Linked DNA regions of Homo sapiens: region 1 is linked to region 2. The links are chromatin loops, found by intact Hi-C in ENCODE. Cell type or tissue: HepG2. All regions are shown on one strand. Links, peaks and the distances in the headings refer to the core of each region. The heading gives the core; the rest is flanking DNA.

Region 1 (10,232 bases), core at 1,274-9,273, 59 kb before region 2:
ACCATCCTGGCCAACACAGTGAAACCCTGTCTGTACTAAAAATACAAAAAAATTAGCCGGACATGATGGCGGGCGCCTGTAGTCCCAGCTACTTGGGAGGCTGAGGCAGGAGGATAGCATAAACCCGGGAGGCAGAGTTTGCAGTGAGCAGAGTTCACGCCACTGCACTCCAGCCTGGGCGAAACAGTGAGACTCTGTCTCAAAAAAAAAAAAAAAAAGCAAAAATGAAATGTCCCGCCATCCAGATGCCATCCAGGAGCAGCTGAGGATGCCTGCTCCCTGTGCTGCCCGTTCATTAGTGTTCATGAAACAAGTCATCGGAAGCTGGGAGCCAGGATCCCAGGTGTATTTGTTTGTTCTCGCATTGGTATAAAGAAATGCCTGAGACTGGGTAATTTATTTTAAAAAGAGGTTTAATTGGCTCATGGTTCTGCAGGATGTACAGGAAGCATGATGCTGGCATCTGCTTGGCTTCTGGGGAGGCCTCAGGAAACTTACAATCAAGGTGGAAGATTAAGTGGGAGCAAGCACTTCACGTGGCCAGAGCAGGAGGAACAGAGAGACAGGGGAGGTGCCACACACTTTTAAACAACTAGATCTCAGGAGAACTCACTATTGGGACAACACCAAGGGGGATGGTGTTAAACCATAAGAAACCACCCCCATAATCCAGTCACCTCCCACCAGGCCCCACCTCCAACACTGGGGATTACAATCCGACATGAGATTTGGGCGGGGACACTCATCCAAAAAGACGTATCCTTTCTTCCCACTATTATTAGCAACCTAAAAGAGTAAGGTTTATTTCTTAGAATTCAGTAATCATAAACCATAATTGGCACTTTATTAGAATTTTCTAAGGATTCCAATTTAGTATTCTAAGAAGTTTGCATTACCTAAAGGCTAATACCAACATAGGCACAAGCTGATAGTTTGAATATGCAGTCTAGGAGGAAACTTAAGAGCTTCATCAGTGTAGCATTTAGTTGGTTTACAGTTTTCACTTGATGCTAATTTTGCTTTTTAATTACAAAGTAGCTTCAGATTTACCATTTTGATTTGATGTATGTTGTAAACCTGTGTTCTGTACTTGAAAAATGCATTTATTGCAAAAGCAGATGCATATGTAATTCTCACAAAATTTGCTGGTATAATGACAAGTGTGGCCAGGCGAGGTGGTTCACACTTTGGGAGGCCAAGGCAGGAGGCAGGAGGATCACTTGAAGTCAGGAATTTGACCCCACCCTGGGCAACATAGCAAGACCCTGTTTCTTAAAAAATAATAATAATTAGTTTGGTGTGGTGCTGTGCACCTGTAGTCCCAGCTAGTTGGGAGGCTGAGGCAGGAGGATCGCTTGAGCCTAGGTTGAGGCTGCAGTGAGCTATGATTTATGCCACTGCACTCCAGCCTGGGTGACAGCAAGACCCTGTCTTTTAAATAAGTGTGTTGTCACTGTGAATTTTGTGTTTATGTGGTGTTAGTACTGAATTTTAAGCATTTTTTTCAGTATTTCCCTATCAATATCTATATGATCTGTGGCAGGGTCCCTTTTTATTACCAATATTGGTAATTTGTGTTTTCTTTTTTTTCCTTGATTAGTCTTTCTAAAGGGTTAGAAATTGAGTTAATTTTTTAAAGAGCCAATTTTTTACATTATTTTCTCCATTGTTTTCTGGTTTTTTGTTTGGTTTTGGTTTTGGATTTTTTTTTTTTTTTTTTCTTTTTGAGACGGAATCTGGCTCTGTTGCCCAGGCTGGAGTGCAATGGTGCGATCTCGGCTCACTGCAACCTCCACCTCCCGGGTTCAAGTGATTCTCCTGCCTCAGCCTCCCGAGTAGCTGTGATTACAGGCATGCGCCACCATGTCTGGCTAATTTGTTTTGTATTTTTAGTAGAGACGGGGTTTCACCATGTTGGCCAGGGTGGTCTCAAACTCCTGACCTTGTGATCCGCCCACCGGGGCCTCCCAAAGTGCTGGGATTACAGGCATGAGCCACCGTGCCCGGTTTGTTTTGTTTTATTGGTTTCTGCTCTGAAGTATTTCCTTTCTGTTACTTATTTAATTTCCTCCTTTCCCCCAGCTTTGTAACACTTTTCCTCCAATGTAAATGTAAATATTTAAATTTTCCTCTAAGTGCTGCTTTAGCTGTAGCCCACCGTGGAAACTAAAGCCAATTTTGAGCATTTTAAACAACTTGTAATATATAAAGGAAGTATCATAAAACTGCTGGGATATTGTTTTATGAGACATTGTTTTATAATGTAAAATCATGTCCATAATCTCACTGCAAATTGTTCATTTTGTTTCACTCCAGTTTTGTTTTTTTTTTTTTTTTATCGCTGAGCTCTTTTTTAAAAAAATTATAAAAATAGAGGTGGGGGTCTCACTGTGTTGCCCAGGCTGGTCTTGAACGCCTGGCCTCAATCAGTCCTCCCACCTCAGCCTCCCAGACTGCTGGGATTACAGGCATGAGCCACCATGACCAGCCACTGAGCTATGTTTGAGAGCAACTACTTAAAAGTGCTCCAGTAGCCAACTGAAGAAACGTTAATACAATGACATGACATTTTTCCCCCCTAGAAACGGGTCTCACTATGTGGCCCAGGCTGACCTCGAACTCCTGGGCTCAAGCACTTTTCCTGCCCAAGCCTCCTGGAGTAGCTGGGACTATAGACATGCAACACCATGCCCCGCTTAAAATGACATATCTGGCCGGACACGGTGGCTCACACCTGTAATCCCAGCACTTTGGGATGCCAAGGCGGGCGGATCACGAGGTCAGTTCGAGACCAGCCTGGCCAACATAGTGAAACCCCGTGTCTACTAAAAATACAAAAATTAGCTGGGTATGGTGGCATGTGCCTGTAGTCCCAGCTACTCGGGAGGCTGAGGCGGGAGAATCGCTTGAACCCAGGAGGCGGTGGTTGCAGTGAGCTGAGACCGCACTGTTGTACTCCAGGCTGGGCGACAGAGCAAGACTCTGTCTCAAGAAAAAAAAAAAAAATGACAACGCATCTTGTCTTACATTGGTGGAACTTTTTAAAATGTTGTAAATGTTGTAAATGTTTAAAATCCAATGTTGGTATTATTGAGAGGAAAACATGATTTGACAACATGTATTAAGAGGCTTAGACCGGGTGCAGTGGCTCACGCCCCTAATCCCAACATTTTGCCAGGCTGAGGTGGGAGGATTGCTTAACCCAGGAGTTCAAGACCAGCCTGGGAAACATGGCGAAACCCGTCTCTACAAAAAATTAGCCGGACGTGGTGATGCGCACCTGTAGTCCCAGCTACTCGGGAGGCTGAGGTGGGTGGATCCCTTGACCCCAGGAGGCGGAGGTTGCAGTGGGCTGAGATCACGCCACTGCACTCCCGAGTGACAGAGTGAGACCCTGTCTCAAAAAATAAAAAGGCCTTAAAAGTGTTTATTCTCTTATACCTAGTAATATGATGCTGAGCAGTTTTAAACACATAAAGTGCACGAAAGATTTATGTATGAGGATATTATTATTTTTTTTTTTTTTTGAGACGGAGTCTCGCTCCGTCGCCCAGGATGGAGTGCAATGGCGCGATCTCGGCTCACTGTAAGCTCCGCCTCCTGGGTTCACACCATTCTGCTTCAGCCTCCCGAGTAGCTGGGACTCTAGGTGCCCGCCACCATGCCCGGCTAATTTTTTTGTATTCTTAGTACAGACGGGGTTTCACCGTGTTAGCCAGGATGGTCTCGATCTCCTGACCTTGTGATCCGCCTGCCTCGGCCTCCCAAAGTGCTGGGATTACAGGCGTGAGCCACCGCGCCCGGCCGAGGATATTCTTTAAAACAAGGAAATGGTCACTTAAAGTGAAAAAGGCAATTTACAAAGTACATTTTTTTTTTTCTTTTTTGAGACAGTATTGCTCTGTCATGCAGGCTGGAGTGCAGTGGTGCGATCTCGGCTCACTGCAAACTCCATCTCCCAGGTTCAAGCGATTCTCCTACCTCAGCCTCCTAGGAGCTGGGATTACAGGCGCTAGCCACCACGCACGGCTAATTTTTGTCTTTTTAGTAGAGATGGGGTTTCACCATGTTATCCAGGCGGGTCTCAAACTCCTGAACTCAAGTAAGCCACCTCCATCGGCCTCCCCAAATGCTCGGATTACAGGCGTGAGCCACCACACCCTACCAAATACTATATTTCAGAAGAATTCAGGGAGTGGAAATGCACATACCAAAGAGGGCAGTTGTGGATCCAATAGCCCTGCCTCCAATTCTCACAATTTCCAGATTCAATCTTAATTCCCATTCCCTCATCCCAAGAGAAGTAGAGAAAGACCAGTAGAGCTGGAATAATGACAGGTGGAAATAACTCAGAAGCCACTCAAGGCAAAAAGCATGCAGAGGGGCCTAAGGGAGCCAATAGGATTCCAATTCTGGTTACAGAAAAATCCAAGTCAAAATCACTCTTTGACAATCTAAAGGAATGAGATATTAATTATGTTCCCCTGGGGTTGTGAAAAACAGCCCTGCCTTTTGGAGATTAGAAGTGAAGCAGGTAAGAACCATATCTAAAGCAGGAGAAGAAGCTTCCCTCAGTAGGTGGTTGATAGGGGTCTGGGAATCATCCAAGTTAATCAGGGTGACTATAGATAATCCGAGTGTGTTATATCCTGACAGAAAACAAAGGGTGGATGTGCATTGGCAAAAACAAAATAAGAAACCAATTTGCAGGCATGAGTGGACCAGTACCCAGGACTCTCTTCCAGTAGCCTACAGTAGATAGAGGGCTCTGACTTATCGGAGAAGTCCTGCTTGGCTGGAGAAGGGCATCAAGCTGTTTATCAGCGCCTCATGCCCTTAACAGTTAAGACCATCCAACTAACCTGGCTGTTACTCCATGAATCTCGTGCAGCTTTCTGAAAATCATGGGGTCTCTGCGGACTTTCCTGCAGAAAGAGAGCCCACTGATTCCACTACCTAGATAAAGGCGTGGTGGTGGGCCCCTGTAATCCCAACTACTCGGTGTAAGAATTAAAGAAAGAGGAAAGAAACACGAAAAGTGGCTTGGTGGTCATAAGAGGTTTATTTTAGAGAAAACCTGAGAGGGGCGTCTGGCCAAGTTAGGTCAGAGGCACACTCTCTTACAGACTAAGTAAGTTTTTAAGGATTCGGAGTGGGAGAGTTTATCAGAGGCTTGGACTGCTTCTGTGTCTCTTTGTTGTGCTTATCTCGGAGGGAGAGTTGTGTGTCTGTTCCCATACATCTTTCTGCAGCTGCAGACATACCCCCTGAGTCTAATTTTTGTATTTTTAGTAGAGAGGGGTTTCACCATGTTGGCCAGGCTGGTCTCGAACTCCTGACCTCAGGTGATCCTCCCGCCTCGGTCTCCCAAATTTCTGGGATTACAGGCGTGAGCCATCTGCGCCCTGCCTAAACTGTTCGGGTTCTAACATTCCAGCATCCTCCTGCGGAACGCAGCCAGGCCTTACTCAGGCCTTCCAATCAGGACCCTTACAGTTCCTGGGGCTGGGATTGCGAGTCTCTCTGGGGCCACGCTTTCTAAGCGTATCACTTCCAGGATACGTGCCTCCAACAGAAGGAATGAAGGCTAGGAAACAAAAACGTGGATGCGGGTGAGGAGCTGTCAGTGTTACCGCCACGACAACGTGGACCCTGCGAAACTCGGAGGTGCCACTCAAGAGCCGAAAGCCTGCCCACTCGGGGTGGGGCGGCAACCCGGAGAGCCAATCAGGAATAAGGAGTCCGGTTCATGAAAAGGTAGCCGGATTCTGACTGGGATACTCACTGTGAGAAGGCTGGGCGGAGTTGCAGAAAGTCAACAGAAGCCGAATCTCTGAATTTCTGTTCGCAGCCTCCTAGGCGGGGCCGGGAAAAAAATCCAGTAGTCTGCGCTGACTGGGCGGCGAGGGACCGGGAGGAGCCAATCAGAAGTCAGGACTCGCGGGGCTTGGAGGAGGGGCGCGGGCGCTGCGGCCCCTGCTCTACCTCCTAGCGCCGGTGCGCGGCCGAGGCCGCACTACCTGTCTGCGGGAAAGCGGGATCCACCCCAGGACGTCGGGTCGCTGCCGGTGAGCCAAGGAGGGGGAAGCAGAGACGAGCCCTGCGTCCCCGCTGCGGGAGTCGGGGTCGCCCCCGAGGGCAGGGAGGCTCGCTGCAAGTGTGGAGCCGGGAGTCCTATGCCTCAGGCTCCTCCAGCCCGCGCTATCCTCAGCTCGCTGCGTGCGTGATGGGCAAGTCACCCTTCTTCCCGGACCTCACCTGTAACCTAGGAGGGCTGAGCTGGGCCCCCAGAATGAAAGCGTGGCACCCGAGAAGCTGTCGAGGCCAGCCCTCCCGGGTCTGTGTGGGGTCGCTGGCCGAGGGCTGTGCCGGCGCCTGGCCGGTGTCTACTGGGAGCAGTCTCTGAGCTCCGCTGAACCTCACTTACTCATGCGCCCTCCTCCTCTCTTTTCCTGCCTCTTGGTTCAGCAGCCCCTCTGCAGCCCGCTCACCCACCACTTTTTCCCCTTCACCCACCAGGAAGACCCTTAAAAGCACCTAGTAATGCACTGTTGTCTTTGAAAAACTGCAGATGCTAGATTCCCCACCTTTCTGTTTCATGATCCCCTTGGGGTTGAACTGCCCCGTGAGTCTGTGGAATGAAGGTCACCCTTGGTTCACCATTTAATATTAAATAAGGGACTAGCCTAGGGGCTGAGAATACAGAGATTGACTGGGTATAATCCCTTGGAAGGACGCAGCAAAAGGGAATGTAGGAGAAGAAAGGTAGAGTTGGAAGACATGCTAAGGTAGAATTTACTAGACTTTGTTACACGTTGGGAGTGAGGGACAGGAAAGAATCAAGAATGACTCCTGTTTCTTGTCTGGTATACTTTGCACAAAGTACAGAGCTTAAGTTCCAGCCCCCTCCCGGCTGCAGGACAAAGGTGGTGAGATTCTGACGCAGATCTTGGAGTTGGAAATCACACTTGCTTCCTGCGGGCTTTTTCAGGAGCTAAATACTGTTGGCCGGATATATAGACCAACAGCCTATAGTACCTGAATTCCTCCTCTCCCTTTCAATGAAGTAGGAAAAAAAGTTAATAATTTTTAAAAATGTGTGAGTGGGCAACATAGCGAGACACTGTCTCTAAAAAAATAAAAATAATAAAATCAAAAAGACAGCCATGATGGCTTGCACCTGTAATCCCAGCACTTTGGGAGACCAAGGTAGGAGGATTGCTTGAGCCCAGAAGTTCGAGACCAGCCTGGGCAACATAGTGGGACCCTCTCTCTCCAAAAAAAAAAAAAAAAAAAAGGCCAGGCATGGTGGCACCTGCCTGCAGTCCCAGCTATTTGGGAAGCTCAGGTGGGAGGATCCCTTGAGCCCAGGAGTTGGAAGCTGCAGTAAGCAGTGATTGTGCCACTGTACTCCAGACTGGGTGACAGAGACCTTGTCTCAAAAACAAAAAAAAAAAAATTCCCCTCCATACAAAGGAGACATTTGGTTAAGACAGACATGTCTGATAAACATATTTTTTTCTTTGTTTTTATTTACTCTCAAGAGTTGACTTGATCTGTGCCATTAGTTCTATGATATGGAGCGCTTATATAAAGAAAAAAGGCGAACTTAAAGAACTTTAGTGGCATGGAATACTAGAGCTAGAGGAGACTTTTAGTAATAATCTAATCCAACTCTGTTTTAGAGGAGACATGACTAGTCCAGAGTTTCAGAGGTTAGGTAGCAGAACTGGGACTAAAATATGTCCTATTTCTCCCAGCACAGCCTTTTATTACATCAGTCTATTTGGATGGCCAGAGCTAACAACCTTGCTTTACATGGCTATGGAAAACAGCGCTCTCCTAAGAGGAGCTTAACAAGTCAAAGATTGTATGGGAACATCTGGAATAGAAAGGAGATTGGCCTTCACCAGTTGCCTCTAAGGTTCCTTACAACTTTAAGAACTTATCATTCATTTCAAATTCAGAATTGTTCTGACATCGTTAACGCTTTGGGAGTTGAAAATGACTCCAGGATTTCATCTTGGAGTTAATGCTTCAGTCCATATTGCATTTTGAATACTTACCTTATACCAGTTTACATATCTCCAGAAAGAATGTTAAAATTCCTTGTAAAGTTTTAAGCCTAAATACAGTGTGACAGGATATGTTGGTTCCCAGAAGTTTCAAGTGCAAAGATTGTTTTGAAACTCCATTTAGGCTTTGTCACAGTACCTTCAGTGAACAAAATCTGAACGGCTTAACTTGCTTCTGAAAGCAAATGCCTGGTTAGAAAGTAAACAGGAAACATGATTGTCAAGAAGGCATTAACTTGCAGTAACAGGTGATGGAAACCGATCAGTGGCACAAGCTATGCAAGTTAAGAGGCTGGAGCAATCACTTTGGGTAGGAGGATCAGGGAAGGCCATGGCAGGGGCTAGGGGGTGGTTAGCGTTTGAGGGTTACCTCTCCCTTATTTTCTCTTCTCTTTTTTTTTCTTTCTTTCTTTTCTTTCTTTCTCTCTCTCTCTTTCTTCTTTCTTTTCTTTCTTTCTTTCTTTCTTCTTTCTCTTGCTCTCTCTTCTCTCTTTTCTTTCTTTTCTTTACTTTTCTTTCTTTTTGATGGAATTTTGGTCTTTCGCCCAGGTTGGAGTGAAGTGACGCAGTCTCATCTCACTGCAACCTCCACCCCTCTGGGTTCCAGTGATTCTCCTGCCGCAGCCTCCTGAGTAGCTGGAATTATAGGCGCCGGCCACCATGCCCGGCTAATTTTTTTTTTATTTTTATTTTTATTTTTAGTAGAGATGGGGTTTCGCCATGTTGGCCAGGCTGGTCTCAAACTCCTGACCTCAGGTGATCCACCCACCTCAGCCTCCCAAAGTGGTGGGATTACAGGCGTGAACCACTGTCTTTACCTACCCTTATTTTAACTTGAGTCATCAGGCCATAGTCCTAGGACTGAGGCAGGGAGGGGGTCATATAGGAGATTTCTGGTATATCTCCCTGAATGTTATCCCCTTTCCCTCACTGGAGTTAGGTGGGTTTTTGCTATGATACAGCCAAATAAATTAGGCATTAACAGGCATATGGTCTGATTTTTAGAGTTCCAAGAAAGTCCTAAGATCCACCTCCTCTGTCCTAGCCAATTTCTCAGAAGCGCTCTTTCTTTTTTAGAGGTAAATTTTACATTCAGTGATATTCACAGATCTTACTAGTTTACTTAGGTTTTAAGTTAAGTTTTGACAAATGTAAGCCATGTCGCCAAAGCCTAATCAAGATGTAGAACACTTGCCTCTCAGAAAGTTCTCTCATGCCCCTTCCCTGTCAGAAGCAATACATCTTCCACTTTCCACAAAAGCTAACTCTTCATGAGATTCTTTTTTTTTTTTTTTTTTTTTTTTTTAAATAGAGAAGCGGGTCTCATTATGTTGCCCAGACTAGTCTCGAACTCCTAGCCTTGAGTGTTCTCCCACCTTGGCTTCCCAAAGTGCTGGCTGGGATTACAGGTATGAGCCACTGTGCCCAGCCCATAAGATTATTTTTATATAGTACTGTATCCCCTGAACAGCAATCAAAACATACCCTAAAATGCAGCTCACCCTCACGATGTTATCAATTATTTACAACTTAGTATGAAAGAAGGATTAGAATAAAACTATTTTGGGAAAACAGCATGAGATTCTAACGACCTTAAATATTTGGTTCCTGAAGCATGTTCAGAAGACCTACATTGTCTTTCATATGTAGCTGGATGCTCAGAAAATATACCAGGTGTGGGTAGCAGAGGGTGGAATTACCAAGAGAAAGAAAACAGTCTCCTCCCCCGCCCATGTATCCAAATCATACTTAAAAATTCAAGGCCCAGCGTGGTGGCTCATGCCTGTAATCCCAGCACTTTGGGATTACAAAGCAGAGGCAGGCAGATCACTTAAGCCCAGAAATTCAAGACCAGCCTGGCCAACATGGTGAAAGCCTGTCTCTGCAAAAAATACAAAAAATTAGCCTGATATGGTGGCTTCTGTAGTCCCAGCCACCTAGGAGGCTGAGGTTCAGGATCATTGAGCCTGGTGGTTGAGGCTGCAGTGAGTTGTAGTCATGCTATTGCACTCCAGCCTGGGCGACAGAGCAAGACCCTGTCTGAAAAAAATAAAAAAAAAAAAATCAATTCAGGCCAGGTCCAGTGGCTCACACCTGTAATCCCAGCACTTTGGGAGGCGTAAGTGGGAGGATCGCTTGAGACCAGGAGTTTGAGAC
Region 2 (10,024 bases), core at 2,025-10,024:
CAACATTTAGGGGACATGGGATATTGTATTGCACTTTCTTAAAATAAAAAACAGTATCTTCATTTTTAACAAGAATGTTTTGTAGGCCAGGTGTGATGGCTCATGCCTATAATCCCAGTACTTCGGGAGGCCGAGGCGGGCGGATCACCTGAGGTCAGGAATGCGAAACCAGCCTGGCCAACATGGTGAAACATCTCTACTAAAAATACAAAATTAGCCAGACGTGGTGACGCATGCTTGTAATGCCAATACTTGGGAGGCTGAGGAAGGAGAATCACTTGAACCTGGGGTGCGGAGGTTGCACTGAGCTGAGATCGCGCCATTGCACTCCATCCTGGGCAACAAGAGTGAAATTCCATCTCAAAAAAAAAAAAAATGTTTGGTAGCTGAATTGCCATTTCCTTATTAACATGCGTTTTTCTATTGGTAATTGAACCTGTGACATTGTGTGATATATACGCTATTATTAAATTCTATTGAGAAGGCTTAGTTTTATATATGGCTTATATTTTTGTGATATTTGATTTTATGCATTACTATTTAGTTATTACAATCTAATAAAAATGTGGCAAATTAATTTTCTTCTTTAAAACTCTCCACATTAAAATATGTCTGTACTTTTACATTTTGATTGTGGTCACTGAAATAGCCCTTGAAAGAGACCTTTACTTCTTATATCATTTCTTATGAAGGATTGAATTTTAATATCCCATCAAAACTTGCTTTTTTCTTTTAATCTGTGAAAATGAATTTAATTTCAGCAGTAAAATTGACAGCATCCATTTTTATCTTTAATTAACTTTTCAGTTTGGCTTTCATCTTAAAGGCTCACGGCAGAATTTATTACCAAGCCATAATAGAAGTGCTGAATGGAAGATTCAGAGAAGCTGCCTAGCTCTGAATTTAGCTCAGTTGACCCCATTATAAAAAAGAAAAGTGAACAACATTGATATAAAAGACAACTCATTAGGCCATACCACTCACAGATGACAATGTTTATTTTTGATGTCTGCTATTTACTTGGCCTCCTAATTCCCTTTCCATGCACTCTCTTTTTAACTCCAAAGCACCAACTGCCCTTTACTTAAGGGTTTTGTAAGGATGAAAGTACGTCAGAGAATAATTGCTACATAAATAATAATAGCTACCATCTATTGAACACTCAAGCACTGTGCTAAGGACTTTATGAACTTTACATTCTGTGAGGCAGGTTTTATGGCACTGTTTAAAAAGTTAGTAATAGGGCTTAAAGAGATTAACTTTAGTTTAGTGAATGGTTAAGTCCTTGAAGTCAGGTCACCTGGATTCGAATCCCTGCCCACTATTTTCTAGCTCGCTAGCTCTCAGATCTTTGGATTCATTTATTCAGTGAAAGTAATGAGCAGAGGGAGTACAGGGCCCAACTTAGAGAGATTGCTTTCATACAAGAAGTGACGATCAGCCCAGTGCTGAAGGAGGAGTAGGAGTTAGGCAAGGCAGAGGAGGAGGAGGGGTGGAGAGAGATTAGTCCAGGCAGAGGGAACAGCATGTGTGAAGGCCCTAGGGTGGGACTGGGCTTGGTGGTTCCTGGACTGAAGGGGCCCATGTGGCTGGAATTTAGCATGCAAAGGGGAGGGGTGTGATGTGGAGTTTGTGAGCGTAGCGGGGGCCCCTCTAAGAATCATGACAAGGACTTGGGATTTTGTTTCTGTTTGAAGACAATCACTCAGGCTGCCATCTGGAGAGTGTGTTGGAGGATGCAGGGAAGGAGACCCAGTGAGAGGCTGGGGCAGGAGTCTAAGATAGAGATGCATTTGAATAAACTAGGAGTGGAAAGGAGATACAAGAGATGGATTCAAAATAAATTCAAGGCTGGCCAGGCACGGTGGCTCACACCTGTAATCCCAGCACCTTGGGATGCTGAGGCAGGTGGATCACCTGGAGTTCGAGACCAGCCTGACCAACATGGTGAAACACTATCTCTACTAAAAATACAAAATTAGCTGGGCCTGGTGGCGCATGCTTGTAATCTCAGCTACTTGGGAGGCTGAGGCAGGAGAATCACTTGAACCTGGGAGGCAGAGGTTGCAGTGAGTTGACATCGCACCATTGCACTCCAGCCTGGGCAACAAGAGTGAAACTCCTTCTTAAAAATAAATACATAAAAATAAATAAATAAATAAATAAATTCCAGGTAAATAGCACTTAGAGTTGAATTAGACTCGGTGGGTGAAGCAGAGGGAGGAACTCAGGATGACTTCCAGTTTTCTAGCTTGAGTAATTAGTCAGATGGTGGTATCATTGATTGAGATGGGAAGGCTAAGAGGATAACATGGTTTGGAACATCTTAAGTGACATAACTAAGTGATTATGATGTAAAGTACATAGTCAAATACACTGGAGCTCAGAGGTGAGATCAGCACCTATCTGAGTATGAATCTGGTCATCATCAATATATGGATGGTATTTACAGCCAGGGAAGTGAATAAGATCACTGAGGGGGGAAGTTTACAGAGACAGAATAGGTCCCAGATTTGAGCCTCTGGAATTTCCAACATGCAAAGCCTGGGTAGAAGAGGAGGAACCTGCCAAGAGAACTGAGAAGGTGTTGGCCAAAACAAGGATAATAAAAGTACCACTCCTGTAATATTGATACTAAATGAACTAGCATATTAAAACGTGTTTAAATTCTTACAGTCCCCATTACTTAGCAGTGTTAAGATAATTGTTAAATTCTACTTTCTATGGCAAGGTACTGACTGGCAAGTAGGTATTATAAAGGTGAACAAGACATAGCCCCGCTGGGTATGGTGGTTCACACTCCTAATCCCAGCATTCTGGGAGGCCGAGGTGGGAGGATCTCTTGAGCCCAGGAGTTTGAGACAAGCCTAGACAGCATAGTTAGACCTTGTCTCTACCAAAAAAAAAAAAAAAAGAAAGAAACAAACAAAAAAATCAAAACTAAAAAAATTAGCTGGTTGTAGGGGTGCACCCCTGTAATCCCAGCTACTTGATAGGCAGGGGAGGGAGGATCGCTTGAGTTTGAGCCCTGGAGGTTGAGGCCACAGTGAGCTATCATCACACTGCTACACACTCCAGCCTGGGCAAGAGTAAAGCCCTGTCTCTACTAGGAAAAAAAAAAAAAAAAAAAAAAAAAAAAGACATAGCCTCTAGGCTGAGAAATCCACTATCTAGTAGAGAACATAATTATGGAGAAATAGATAAAGAGAAGGCAGGTGGCATTTGAAATGAGCCTTGAAGAAAGCGTGGGTTTGGATATTCAGAAGAGGGGAGAAGGAAGGATAAATGAAGACAGGAAAGTGTAATAAAAATTCCACAATCTTCAGAGGAAAAGGTGGTGTCTGGGATGCAAGAACTGTGTAATAGTCCCTTTGGCTAAGTCTCAGAAAGTTGGTAGATAGATGCCACTTTAGGGGAACTTTGTAGGTGGTGGCTGCAGCAACAGCAGCAATTTTCATTGTCATTTGGTCAGCTAATGTCTCCTAGCAGTGTGAAGATGCCTGTTATCAGAGTCAGGTGTAGCACCATATCCAGCAACCATGAGTAATTGGCGTATCCCCCTGGAAAAACCATGTAAGATGTAGACATTATATTCTGATTATTTGTTTGGATTTTAAAATGCCCAACAAATGTCACGCTTTGCCTTTCACTTAATAGCAACAATTAATAGTGTTTTTCATAGATTATGTAAATAACCATCATTCTCATGATTATTGATATAACATCTAGGAGTTCCAATTATACTTGCAGTGGCTGCACTGACAACCATTTCATTCTAGTTTTGCCACTGACAGGTACTGTGACCTTCAGCAGTTATTCAACTCCTCTGTTTCAAATCAGTTAGCTGTAAAAGCAGAATAACATTTTAAAGTCATCCAAACACTGTTAGGATGAATTGCATAAGTGCCTGTAAGTCCCATAAATTCTTCAGAGTAAAATGTAAATTTGCAGTGAAAGGATGATAGGTACTGTCTTTCATTTCTGTGCAGAAGTGCAATTAATTACTAATCTGGTTAACATCTTGTGCATCCCTTTTCTGTGGCCCCTTTGTTTAAGTCCTGTTTAAACAGATTGGCTCCATTGGATGTAATTTACATTTTTCCAGCTGTATTTGGACCTAAGAAGAGCATCTTCACTGAATTTTGCTGTTTAGATTCTTTGCAACCAGGTTTAGTTTTTCACAGATTTACTAGTCTGGAGGGTGGAGTGAAATTTTTGCTCACAATGAGTCTTAGAGGTGTCACCTCCATAAAGCGTTCTGTGAAGAGTCAGCGGCTCCCTCTGCCACTGAAGTTTAAAGATAATTCGCCTGAATCCCTTCAGCCAAATGAAGCTTTCTAATTATGGACAGAGAGGATGAAATATAGGGTCTGGAGGGATTTGAGACGGGTTTCCAGCAGTCGGCACCAATCTCCACCAGAGGTGCTAAGTGTCTGTAGCAGATAGTCACTAATATTTACAAATGTTAATTGATGACAACACGGAGGGCGATGCCCACGTTTGAGGCGACTGCATATCATTTCCGGGGATGGCTTGAGTGAGTGTCAGAGCTGTACCTTCCCGAGTCCTCTAGTTTATCTGCCTCGGTTCCTCGCTTCCAGACGAGGAAACAGGCCCAGAGAGGAAAGTGACTTGCCCAGGGTTGTCTCGCTGGTCCACAACACAGGTCTCCTGGTGGGGACCCCTTGGCTGACACGACAGCCCCAGGAGGCAGTCAAGCTGCGACTGGTACTTCCTGGTGAGAAAGACTTGAGTGGGCAGCGGGGCCCATGGAGAGCGCTGCAGCCTGGAGCAAGTCCCCCACCACTGTGATTCTGCCCCAGCCTCCAGCTTGTTTCTTTCTGATCACAACTCGGAATTACTTTATTTACATTTTCTATCAGCTGGGAGCAATCTGTCCCTCTGCTTCCCCTTTTGGTGCTGAGCACAGAGCAGACATCAATGAATAGCTGTTATCTTAAGGTGTGCAGTGACTAGGCCAAGGACATCCGGTGGTTAGAGAAGGACGCGCCTGCGATGCCAGCCTCAAGTCTTTGCCTTCCTGGAACTCTGCTCCAGGGTCGCACCTGCCCAAAGGAAGGCCTGGAGGCGGGGGCCAGGGCGATGGGGCTGGGCCAGGCGTGGAAAAAGAGGAGCTAGGAGCAGACAGGGTTGGACCAGAGGCGGGGCGGGGTGGGGAAAGGGTTGGTGGGGATCGGAGGCGGGGCTATGAATAGACCGGACTGGGCCAAAAGGAACAAGGCGAGGATTGGGCGGGGCCAGAGGGAAATAGGGGCGGGGCTAGGCGCCGGGAGCTTCCACATGCGTCCCGAGCCCGCCAGAAGCTGCTAGGCTGAGGCTGCTGTCCCGGCGGGAGCTGTGGCGCGGAGCGGCCCCTCTGCTGCGTCTGCCCTCGTTTTGTCTCACGACTCACACTCAGTGCTCCATTCCCCAAGAGTTCGCGTTCCCCGCGCGGCGGTCGAGAGGCGGCTGCCCGCGGTCCCGCGCGGGCGCGGGGCGATGGCGGCGCGGGGGTCAGGGCCCCGCGCGCTCCGCCTGCTGCTCTTGGTCCAGCTGGTCGCGGGGCGCTGCGGTCTAGCGGGCGCGGCGGGCGGCGCGCAGAGAGGTAAGCCCGGGCTGCAGAGGGGCGGGGCGGGAGCTGGCCCGGACTCCACATCGCGGTGCCCAGGAAGCCGCCAGGCGACGGCCGCCGGAAAACCTGGTTGCGAGGGGAGGTGGGTTTTTTTCTCCTGGGGGCTTGGAGTGAGGTTTCAGTTTAAATGTCCAGATTTGCTCATTTAAATGCAGAGAAAGGGCTACTTGGGTGGGTTTTCTTTGTTGTTCCACGACCTGCATCGCTGGAGACTACGAGGCTGGCTTAGCGTATACTTCCACACAACTTTTTCAGTAAAAGATGCCACTCTTGTCCAGCAGGGCTTTCCTGTCCTGGTGGCAGCCAAGCTTCCCATTTTGTTGCCCATTTACGGGATATAGAGACTCTGGGGTTCATTCTAGGGGTTGGGACTTATCTTCCACCTCCTGCCCGCCGCCTCTTCCTCCATCCCTGTCCCCTACCCACCGCAGCATTTGAAAACCTTTCCTTTCGCCGGAGATGAAAGGTGTGTGTTGTAGCAGGCTAGGCGGCCAACTTCCCTGGCTTCGGGGCTAATCGTTTGCATCCAGAGTTCCTCACTAGCTCCTTAGAGCACAGCTTTTTTCAGCCTGCTGTTTTTCAAGAGGTTTTGGACAGGAATGGAAACAACAAAAGAAATCGCGTAGTCCTACATGTTTCAAGTGCTTGGGAAAGTTTTAGAGTCAGTTCTCTCAATACCTTGAAGAAAAACACGTTTGTGGAGCAGCTATGGTGTGATCTAAACGTAGAAAAGCTAAGCATCCGTTAAGCAAGATATGATTACAGAAGTTCACTACGTCTGTATTTCAGGTTTTATGAGTGAGTTTCTTAAATAGTGGAAATATTGCAAGAACCTTTTCTTGCCTTTCCTTTGTTAAGGTTTTTAATCTATGGCTCCTGATTTTAGGAAGTAATAAGACTAGAATAATTCATTGCAGGATGTATTGCTTAGTGTAGACCGAAGAGAAATAAGATGGAGGGTGATTTAAACAAATGAAGAAAATCCTGGGCAGAGAGAGTTAAACAGAAAGAAAGGAATGTGATTTTGGAGCCAGGCAAACCTGTATTCAAATTATGGCTCTGGTGCATCCTGACTGGACGAACTTCTCTCAGCTGTTTTCCTTCTTTAAGAAATGGCGGGCCGGGCGCGGTGGCTCACGCCTGTAATCCCAGCACTTTGGGAGGCCGAGGCGGGCAGATCACGAGGTCAGGAGATCGAGACCATCCTGGCTAACACAGTGAAACCCCGTCTCTACTAAAAATACAAAAAAATTAGCCGGGCGTGGTGGTGCGCGCCTGTAGTCCCAGCTACTCGGGAGGCTGAGGCAGGAGAATGACGTGAACCCGAGAGGCGGAGGTTACAGTGAGCCGAGATCGCGCCACTGCACTCCAGCCTGGGCAACACAGCGAGACTCCGTCTCAAAAAAAAAAAAAAAGAAAAGAAAAGAAATGGGGGTAATAATCATGCTTACCTCTCAGAGTTCTTTTGAGGATTAAATAATGCATATAAAATGCCAGGCACAGTGCCTGACACTCGAGAAAATGGTAGTTCTCTACCCCTTTTGATGAAACTGAACTTTAAAAATCTGTTTCATGTCTTTTAATATAGAACACTGTAGCCAAGCATTAAATAGTGTAAATAGCTATCTCCCTTCATGCATGGTGTTCAGTGTTATAACAAAGTGAAATCGATTAGTTCCTGCTTTCTGCCCCACTTAGTTAATATCTCTCTCATAATAACCATCTGGTTCTATTGCACTTCTGTTTCCTCCTGCTTCCACGTAAGCTCCTTAAGAACTGTGATTCTTGTTTATCTTTGTATCGCCAACACCTGCCTTAATGTAGGAGCCCAGTGAAGGTTTGCGGAAGGAAGGAGTGGAACAGTATTACCTCTCTGGATATTAGTTTCTCCATCTGGATGGTGAGGGGCCATTAAAGGATCCCCCTTCCACCTTGAAAATTATAAGATTCTGTGTGCTCTTAGAAGTGATCATCTTGAAGAACAAAGTGATACTGAATGGATGATGTAATTGCACACTTGCTCTTAACTGTTAATATGCATTTGTGTACAACTGTCGTTCCATGTGGGTGGCTGAAAGTACTGTCTGGAAATAGGAGACCTGCCACTCGCTGTCTGTGTTTCCTTGGACGTATTACTTGACCTTGCTGATTCTTTGTTTCTCTCTCTTTAAAATGAAAGGGCGGTAGTAGATGTTTTTAAGTCAACTTTAAGTTTTTTAAGTTCAAATATAATTACCTTTATTTTTACAATTTATTGTTTTCATATTCGTCTTAGGTTCTTAATAGTAACTTTTCCCTGTGGTTTTCTGTGAGCCAGTTCCCAGGTAAAGAGAATATCTAGTCAGCCCGCAGCTATTATTTGGCTGATGAACGGTCACAGAGCTGTGGAAAGTGGCTCAGGAGACAATTAAAGTATAATATATTAAAGTATAATGAACTAGTACATCAAGATAATACAAGCATTTTAAACTGACCTGTGATTGGGACAGTGATTATGGAAGTTAGATAGTCATTAACTACCTAACTAGTTATATTTCTTACTATTTCTTAGCTATGTGACATTTTAAAGCCAATGGTTATATTTCTTAGCTGTGTGACATTTTATTTTTTTAATTTTTTTTTTAAAATATTACTTTAAGTTCTGGGATACATGTGCAGAACCTGCAGGTTTGTTACATAGGTATACATGTGCCATGGTGGTTTGCTACACCTATCAACCTGTCATCTAGGTTTTAAGCCCCACATGCATTAGGTATTTGTCCTAATGCTCTCCCTCCCCTTGCCCCCAACCTCCCGACAGACCCTGATGTGTGATGTTCCCCTCCCTGTGTCCATGGATTCTCATTGTTCAACTCCCACTTATGAAAGAGAACATGCGGTGTTTGGTGTCTGTTCCTGTGTTAGTTTGCTGAGCATGATGGTTTCCAGCTTCATCCATGTCCCTGCAAAGGACATGAACTCATTCTTTTTTATGGCTGCACGCTATGTGACATTTTAAATGGCTGAACCTTAATTTTAATTACTATATGTAGTGGCTGAAAATGAAATAGGAAAATGAAATAATTCATAGAAAATGAGAGCTATGAAAGATTTTTTTCTTCTCATCTTTAGTCATTTTCATTAACATTTTCAGAAGCTAACAGAAATACACACATACTGACTGTCAGTTTTACTTTTGTTATATATATGTCCTTACGTAAACTTTATACACAATTTAATTTGCAATTTAAAATTATTTTGATTTCCAAGAAATACTAAATATGTGAACTAGACTGAGCAGCTGGAGGGTAGGATTTCATTTGTCTGTGTATTTCCTGATACACTGCAGATATACCTGCATTTATTAATGTAGCCTATGGATTGAACTCTGAGCTTTTTTTCAACCTATAATCTACAAATGAGATCTAGCAAGTAATTTTTTATAATTAGGATATGAAGTTTTAGTTCAGTAATTTCAGTACAGAACTTTTTCTTCTAATAGCATTATTTTTCTTAAAGCATTGGAATTAAATTATCAGATGATAGTTTAAGTTCACTATTAAATAAGCATGTCGACAATTAGAGTTGTTAAATATTGGAATTTTTTTTTTTTTTTTTTTGAGACGGAGTCTTGCACTGTTGCCCAGGTTGGAGTGCAGTGGTGCAATCTCGGCTCACTGCAAGCTCTGCCTCCCGGGTTCACGCCGTTCTCCTGCCTCAGCCTCCCAAGTAGCTGGGACTACAGGCACCCGCCACCACGCCTGGCTAATTTTTTGTATTTTTAGTAGAGACGGGGTTTCACCATGTTAGCCAGGATGGTCTCGATCTCCTGACCTCATGACCCGCCCGCCTCGGCGTCCCAAAGTGCTGGGATTACAGGTGTGAGCCACCGTGCCCGGCCTGGAATTGTTTTTGAAAGAAGTTTAGAATTTGTTTCTTTAAACATCTGTTCCACAGAACAGCATGGGTATAGTGTTTTTTTTGTTTTTGTTTTTGTTTTTTTTCTTGAGACAGAGTCTCACTCTGTCGCCCAGGCTGGAGTGCAGTGGCATGATCTTGTCTCACTGCAGCCTCTGCCTCTGGGTTCAAGTGATTCTCCTGCCTCAGCCTCCCAAGTAGCTGGGATTACAGGCATGTGCCACCATGCCTGGCTAATTTTTGTATTTTTAGTAGAGATGGGGTTTCTCCATTTTGGCCAGGCTGGTCTTGAAAACTCCTGACCTCAGGTGATCCGCCTGCCTCGGCCTCCCAAAGTGTTGGGATTACAGGCGTGAGCCACCGCGCCTGGCCTGGGTATAGTTTTATAATGACAATATGATAGAAAGGATTATTTAAAATCATCCTTTTCTGTTCTATGATGAAAAATGTTAATTTAGATGTTTTGTTCTCCTTTGAGGAAACATGATATTGTTT

What was found. Hi-C counts contacts between places; a loop is a spot of excess contacts. Peaks named below come from ENCODE experiments on the same cell type or tissue, not always from the same donor. Only the 100,000 strongest peaks of a DNase experiment are listed, where the experiment ranks them.
Region 1: a loop joins it to region 2, with 2.8 times the contacts of the local background. A loop is called at or near these places in 5 of 110 quality-filtered maps.

The regions. Positions count from the first base shown.
Region 1 is chr15:78,501,604-78,511,835 of GRCh38, forward strand. It overlaps HYKK (hydroxylysine kinase), which reads left to right and starts at 5,974. Exons shown (of 5, transcript NM_001013619.4): 1 at 5,974-6,068. In HepG2, for the core only: no CTCF peak of the experiment used is centred there; a DNase peak (open chromatin) is centred at 5,818; H3K4me3 peaks cover 1,869 bases.
Region 2 is chr15:78,560,221-78,570,244 of GRCh38, forward strand. CHRNA5 (cholinergic receptor nicotinic alpha 5 subunit) reads left to right here and starts at 5,300. Exons shown (of 6, transcript NM_000745.4): 1 at 5,300-5,605. The coding sequence starts at 5,500. RefSeq lists an enhancer at 4,498-4,687 and a silencer at 5,498-5,587. In HepG2, for the core only: no CTCF peak of the experiment used is centred there; a DNase peak (open chromatin) is centred at 5,251; H3K4me3 peaks cover 1,719 bases.